Regions from separate parts of the Homo sapiens genome. Here all the other regions are linked to region 3. Evidence: chromatin loops called from intact Hi-C (ENCODE). Cell type or tissue: IMR-90. All regions are shown on one strand. Region 1 overlaps CDH13 (cadherin 13). Region 2 overlaps CDH13 (cadherin 13). Region 3 overlaps CDH13 (cadherin 13).

What was found. Hi-C counts contacts between places; a loop is a spot of excess contacts. Peaks named below come from ENCODE experiments on the same cell type or tissue, not always from the same donor. Only the 100,000 strongest peaks of a DNase experiment are listed, where the experiment ranks them.
Region 1: a loop joins it to region 3, with 2.3 times the contacts of the local background. A loop is called at or near these places in 31 of 110 quality-filtered maps.
Region 2: a loop joins it to region 3, with 3 times the contacts of the local background. A loop is called at or near these places in 5 of 110 quality-filtered maps.

Annotation. Positions count from the first base shown.
Region 1 is chr16:82,737,915-82,740,414 of GRCh38, reverse strand. The region is part of intron 1 of CDH13 (cadherin 13); the gene reads right to left. Among named protein-coding and RNA genes, the nearest start is that of MIR8058, 50 kb to the right of the region's middle. In IMR-90, a CTCF peak has its summit at 1,516 (motif pointing right); no DNase peak of the experiment used is centred here.
Region 2 is chr16:82,887,608-82,890,107 of GRCh38, reverse strand. All of the region lies in intron 2 of CDH13 (cadherin 13), which reads right to left. Among named protein-coding and RNA genes, the nearest start is that of MIR8058, 200 kb to the right of the region's middle. In IMR-90, no CTCF peak of the experiment used is centred here; a DNase peak (open chromatin) is centred at 1,317; H3K4me3 peaks cover 201 bases; H3K27ac peaks cover 260 bases.
Region 3 is chr16:82,629,641-82,632,140 of GRCh38, reverse strand. The region is part of intron 1 of CDH13 (cadherin 13); the gene reads right to left. Among named protein-coding and RNA genes, the nearest start is that of CDH13, 3.9 kb to the right of the region's middle. RefSeq lists an enhancer at 1,888-2,500. In IMR-90, CTCF peaks have their summits at 2 (motif pointing right) and 1,251 (motif pointing left); DNase peaks (open chromatin) are centred at 1,250 and 1,680; H3K27ac peaks cover 377 bases.

The sequences.
Region 1 (2,500 bases), 110 kb before region 3:
AGCGGGTTGGGCTAATACGCTGTACATTATCTGGAAAGTGGGATAATACAATTTGAAGTTTGTGATGATTAAATGTAGCCCAGTTTCACCAAATGGAGAACGTCATCTCATCAACTGGAAGTTGCTGATGAGTTTCCATCCAGAATTAAAGTACTCAAGTCTCTTACATAAGAAATCAATCAACTATTGATTCTGTTGGGATGGCATGCATTATAATAAAATGCTAAATAGACAGATATGAGCTCAGTCCATATTGTAAATAAGAATATTTACATCTTTGTTGCCTCCTTCTGGTCAGTCTTATGAGTAAGCTGTTGAGTGGCACGGAGGTTTTAAAATCAGGTTGTAATAGGCGTCCACATTCTGCTCATTAAGATAAAGAAAGGTTTACCAGAGAAATGGTCTATTAGGTGGTATTTTGCTTTCACTTGCAAATTAAGGGATAATTAGTTTTGAATATCTGGAGATGTAGAATCTATGTGTTTGACATAATTTCATAGGTAGCCAACACCAAGAGTTCAAGTATCTTTGCAGGGCAAAGAAGGGTTATTTTGAAGTTAAAAGAGATTACACAATATTGCATTCTGAATATATACTATTCAGGTAAATATTACAGGTGGCATATATTTATCTCACCATTCAGAACCAATAGTTTTTTTTAACTTGCTAATATTTGGAAAAAGTTGACAAAGTCTGAGTGTCATCGTATTTTCCTTTTTCTTTTGTAGAGACAAGGTGTTGTTTGAACAACAAGATTTAAACTATTTTAAATAATTAAAGGCAAATTCCCGTGTCTTCATTTAATTTGAAATAGCACTTCTTCCCTTAACACTTTTTAAAAATAAATAAACAGAATCCTCCTCATTGCTTAAACAGGGAGAGTAAGTAGGTTTAAATGATTCTTACCTTTGTAAACTGTTACTTGGTCTTCTCTCACTCTTAAAATTTACCAAGACAACTAAAGCATATTTCATGAGGAAAATTTCAACAAGTCTGAAGTGGAATAAGACTCAGGGACTAAGAAAGCTTCTAAATTTGAATTTAAATGGAAATTCTTGGTAGGAAACTTCTCTTCCCTCACATCTAGCCCCATCTTGGCAGAAGATGATTTCTTTATCTAAAAGTAGGTGGTCAGCTTGTCTAAATCACACATAAGGGCATATCATCTGAAAAGGATTTTTCCTCTGATTTATGTAATTACTAAAAAATATAATAGTAAAATCACATCTGGTTAAGCAATTAACAAGTTATCTTTATTGTAAAGAATAAAATGTTATGCAATTCTAACTAAAGAATGAATGATGAGTGACTATGAGATCTCAATCATAACCAGGGCACAGTTCCCAGGGGTGGGGAAGAGCAAGGATTCATTTCCGAAAGGAAGAATAAAAAACGTATCTTGCTCACTGCTTCTTTGAATATTTAACTCATTTCTGCATTAACTTTATCCACTAAAAGGTTCTGGAAAGTCTGTGATGTGTGAGGCACAGGGAACACAAAAGTTAGTAAGACAGCCACTGGCCACCAGGGGTTGTAGGTGCAGCAGAATAAATGGTAAGACATGTTCATGAATAACATTAGTCAAAGAAATAAGCGAAATGTGTGAGATAAAAGGAACCACCAAGGTTATATGAAATTTTAGGGCATAGAGAGTTAATGCCTACAGAAAGAGATGACATTTTCCCCCAAATGCACTAGAGAATGCACAGGATTTAAATAAGGAGAAAGAGAGAATTCTAGGAAAAGGAAATGGTAGATACTGGCATGAGGTCAGGAACCTGAAAGGTATCTTTCTATTTTAGTAGGTAGTGCTGTTTAGTTACAGCATGGAGAAAAGTGTAAAAGTGCATTAAGAAAAGGTAGCGGAGGGCTAACTACTAAGCTAAGGAATTTGGAAACTAGCTTGTGAGCCACTAAACGTTTTAGGGCAGAAAGGTGATGTGCTAAAAGCACAGATTTGAAAGGTGAATGGGTGAGAATGAGAGAGATTTCAGGTGAGGACTCCGGCAAGAGGCTTATTTTTGTTTGGGATGGGCTTTCCACATTTTCACATTCCTAGAGTTTGACAGGAACACAAATTAAAGTCCTCCGTGCACGGTAAAGCCAGGTAAGAAGCCAACTTCTGTTTTAGAATAACATATTGGCCATGCAGTTACGTTTATTTTTACAATGGAAGTGACTGATTTTTTTTATTGCTATTTCACTTTTCACCACAAAGCACCCATCATATTCTTGCAAGAAACTCTTTGAGAGCAGACTAACTCTTAGCCCATCTCAGAGGACAGACTGTCATGAAACCTAACGAATGTGTGACAAGTGGCTAGTTTAGCAAGATCAGTAAGCTCTAGAGGTCTGCTGTACAACACAGCGCCTGTAATTGACAGTACTGCATTGTGCACTTAAACATTTTATTAAGAGGGTAGATTGCATGGTGGGTGTTCTTACCACAAACAAATCAACAAACACTGGAGGGGCATAAGGAAACGTTTGGAGGTGAATG
Region 2 (2,500 bases), 260 kb before region 3:
ACGAAGGCTGGGAGACTTACTGAAACATATGAAAATGCTAGTGCTCTGCGTTTTGAAGCCAGTTTTATTAGATATAGCACTGAAACCATGTAGTCACAAATCTTCAAAAACAAAGTACTGGGAGACAGTACCCCAAAAAGCATTTGTGTTTTAAATGTATTACCTATGGAGGTCTGTGGCCCATGCCAATTTCCAAAGAAGAGTCTATACTCTCTTGAGCAAGCATCTCTTTTAATAGTCTTCCCACTCGAAAATCCTAAATCAACCATGCCCTTTAGACTTACGTATTTTAGTTGTTTTCTTTCTTTGAATTTGAAAGAAATGGACTTTCAAATGGAACTATTTTTCACAAGATATACTCAATTTTTCTTTCTACAATAATATTAAGTACAACATAGACAGAGCCAACTCTGTCATGTGTAACCCTGTCAGAACGCATCATAGAAATATCTGTCAGGTGTTAATCACAAAGATATAGATGCAACATTTGATCAACCAGCATGCTTGTATCCTGTGGATACTATAAACCAGATACATGGAAAAATTGTACTCTTTGCTTTGGCTGTTAATAAGATCCTAAATTTATAGACCATCACTCATATCTGCACATGCCAGACACAGTGGGTGCCAAGTTTCTTCCAACTTCATCCAAGTTTGCTACTTGTATTTTTTCTTCCATCAACCCGAAAGCGAGTTGCCTTAAGTCATTTGTGAAGCAAGAAAAACTAATAGATTATAGATAGATTTTAGATAGGTTGGTTGGTTGGTAGATAGGTAGGTAGGTAGAGAGAGAGAGAGAGAGAGAGATAATAGAGAGACAGACAAGCACAATTTTCCTGAATCAAGAGTGCTACAGTTAACTTCATGTAAAAACCAATTAAAAATTATTTAGAACTGAAAAAACAGTGACATTTAAAACATTCAAGGGGGTATTTTTTGAACAAAAGGAAAGAATACTTTCTGTGAGAATGATTTTCTGTGATTGAAAATAAGGTTAAGGGGAATAACCACTTGAAGAGTGACTCTCATTCATTAGAGAAGGCTTCACAGAGTAGCTTATCAACATGGTCAGCCACAATAATGATTATAGCCCAGGGAAGTAAATAAGGCAAACTGTTAGTTCAGGAAATCTATTAAAGGCACAGGATCTTAAAACACCCCAAGCAATGAAACATTAACAAACTTGGGCAAATCGAAAGCTATCCACCCTCCTCCCCAGCTTGCTCAAGACAGACATTTTATAACCGGCCACAAGACAGACTATAGAAAACAATTGCATCTAGAAGACAGAGGCAAATGGCAATGGTCCATTTACTTGCGAAGTTTACATTTCACGGGGCTTAACTACACTTAGGGGCAGCTAAATGGATCAAGTTTCAGGGCTGCTGTCCAAGGCAATAAATAATCCCCATTCAGGAACAGAAGAAACTTGAGTTTCACATATGCTAAGCATCACAGAACTTCAGTGCTAGGGGAGGTCTACAAGGCCATCTTCCTCCAAGCTTTTCTGAACCCTGCTTTAATGGCTGAGAACAGTTCCTGGAGCAGTGCTGCATGGAGGAGGCTTTCTGTCCAGGCGACCAGGAGATGCTGTGGGGGAGCAGAAGTGGCTGCCAGAGGCAGCAGGGACAGAGAGCACTGGGGCATTTGCCCTGTACTTGCCATTCTGTTTCTAGTCCAGTCCCTTCATTTGACAGAGGAGGAATTTGAAGCCTCCAGAGAAGAAGAACTTGATGACAGTCACAGGCAACCCACAGGCCCAGTCCAGCAGCTTCACAATATTCCCTGTCACAGCCAGATCAAACCTTTTGCCTTTATTCTCCCAGATTTCATGAAGCTTATATGAAAATGGCAGCCTGCAATGAGGCAATGGGAGCGCCCGTCTGATTTGCCTTTCTATGGCAAGGTCATAGAGGATACAAATCGGTAGCACCTACACACTATGTATGTTTTCTTCCCAAAAGGTTGTTCGGTGCTTTTTGGAACTTGGATCTCAGAAAAATAATGTCTTAGATGGCTAACCAAAAAGACAAAAACAAACAAAACCCACCAAGATGAGCAAGTAAATACCTGACATACAGCCCTTTGGCCAAAACCGTACTTTTCTGAAGTAACAGTGTGTTTAAGGGAAGCTGTTTAAGTTCAGAATCACAATCACCACTGCTTTCCAGAATGGGCTTCCATGCTGTTTTCAACACGTTCTTAACCTTGGGTTGCTAGGGAGGCTGGGTTCACCTGCTGGAAAAAAAAACCCTTGAGACACTCTTCTCCTTTCTTTTTTTTTCTGAGACGGAGTCTCACTCTGTTACCCAGGCTAGAGTGCAGTGGTGCGAGCTCAGATCACTGCAACCTCTCATCCGCAGGGTTCAAGCAATTCTCCTGCCTCAGACTCCAGAGTAGCTGGGACTACAGGTGTGCACCACCACGCCCAGCTAATTTTTGTATTTTTAATAGAGATGAGGTTTCACCACGTTGGCCAGACTCGTCTCGAACTCCTGAC
Region 3 (2,500 bases):
AAGAGGGCAGTAGTGACTCAGCCCTGTCAAGTACGGCCATGTTGAAGTGTGGATCTAGGGTTGCCTGACCTGACTTTTTCAGAAATGCTAGAAACCTGGATTTCTTTTTTATTAATGTACAATTTGCAAAACATTTGAGCCAAACAAACTGCATCCATGGCTAAATTTAGCCTGTGGCTGCTACTTGGCAACCTCTGCCCAGAAGCCAGAGTTGCAGGTTTGGGATAGATGAGTTCCATTACCACCAAGCAGATGTCTCGAGGTTCAACTTGCTAAGCCAGAGGGTGACACATTCACCTCCACAGACCCTGGCTCAGTCAGCACTTCAAGTTAGAAATGTCCTTTCTTCTCCTCTCCTGCCTTCCCCCAAGCTGCCTCTCTCAGCAGAGAAAGATGACTTTCCACCCTAACTCTAGAATAAGGCCACTGCTGAGTGCCTACTGCAGGAGCAAGAGATCCTACAGCCCAGCCATTCATTGTCTGTGCAGCCTGTTCATACCTGAGGAGCCAGGCCTGGGATCCCAGGTGGCTGCAGAAGAAGCGGGCTGTGGGGAATTATATTGGCAGCATCCTTCAGGAGGGTCAGATTCTCACAGGTGCATGGGTACCTGGCTGACAGCTAAATAGAAACAATGCCAAAACCACTGGTCACTTGGTTTGATTCTGTCCAGCTGATTATTGTAATTGGATGACAGGGGGATATTTCCTTCTCCTTTTCAATGAGTGATGGAAAGTGAGTGGACCTAGCTCAGGAGTCACCCTTCTGGGTGGTTATGTAAGGGGGAAGGTTATCTCCTTCCACAGGCAGAACTGTTCCTGCCTTTTGGCTACCTAAAGAATGAAATCAAGTCCAACCAAAGTCAAATGCCAGGAAATTTCAGAACTTCCTCACATTGCGTATTGCACCGTCTACAAACATCTTTGAAATTTTCCCTGCTCCAATACTCAGAGGGGATACAGAGTCAAAGAATGAATTAGAACAGAACCAACTACAATAGGGGAAAAGAAAGAAAGCAAGAAGAAAGCTAGCGAGAAAGCAAGAGAGCAAAAGAAGGAAAGCAAGAAAGAGAGAGACACAGAAATAAATACAGTGAAAAATGGCAGGATTTCTCATTTGGGGGTGATTGTGGCAATTAATGTGGAATAAGGAGAATAGTTTTGTTTTGATGGAGTTGCTGCATTGAAGTTCTTTAAAATGAGCTGTAGATTCAGAATTTTGTAATGCTGTGGATGGAGCCCTCTTCTGGAGAAATTTTTCAACAGGTATTACAAGATCAAAATGCAGAGATGTACACACTCACTCAGACGCGCACACAGAAACACTGTTGGCTACGTAGATGATATGACTGTCATTCAGGTGTAAATTAAATCCATAGTTTGTCCTTTTCCTACATTCCACTAAATATAAATTAACTAGACTCCCCAAGCAATTGTATTTTTGGAAGGAAATAAGGATGTTTTCAAGAACCTAGCTACACTTTAACCTAAACATTGAACTTCAGATTGAGGCTCAGTTTACACATCCAAGTGCTGATGCTTTTAGATAATGCAGTTATTGAGTATGTTGGTTTGTTGGGCAATTTCACTATAACACATAGAGGATACTTCTGGAAGTAAACAGATTTTACTTAACGGAAAACCCAAGGGCTAAAGATAGAAAAGGGGAGAAGGGAGGGAGGCAGAGTAGGAGCGATCAGCTAAGATGACTGTTGGGGCTTTTAGTATAGACTGTGGAATTACACAAATTCCAGATTACATACTCAGCTTTGCAGTTTATTAAACCTGTTTTGGGACTTGCTAAAAAAAAATATTCAGACAGGTGAACTCTATCACTGACTCCTTTCACTACATATTCCATTTCCCTAGTGCTCTGGAAATCTTACAGGCTGTCATGTATTGACCCTAGGGGGGGAGGGGGCAGCACCCTCTTCAACCCTGTGTCCTTTTCCTCATCCAAAAAGTTCTGCAAATAAACACTGCTCTTAAAACATAACACACAAATTTGCAGGAGCACTATAAGACACTGATTCTCATTGAAAATCCTGAAAATCAAGACTCTGACCCCTAGAGAGAACTCCCCACTTTATAGCGAAATCTCAGAATTCCATGGAACATTTTCAGTCACTCCCAAGCGACTGTCCTCCAAGCCTGAACCCCTCCCTAAATTCCTAATTCTTGGGGGATTACTCACTCATTGTTAGAACTTTTGGTTAGTTGTAAGTGCTACCCAAATAGGGAGGGGAATCACATTTACCATGGAATTTCTTGCTCATTTCTTTCTTGATTTGTTTCACAGTCATTACTTATCATAGGCAAATTCCAGAAGCCACTTCTGGGACAGACTTTCCCAAAACACCCCAGGGGATAGGAGAGGTGACTGTTCAACGGTGCCAGCTTCCAGTCATTGTTGCTTAGAATTCCTCACCTCCTACCAAAATGCCTAAAACAACAACCAAGCCAATAAGCTTACAGAGATTGATGGCTTCCAAAGCCAGACCCG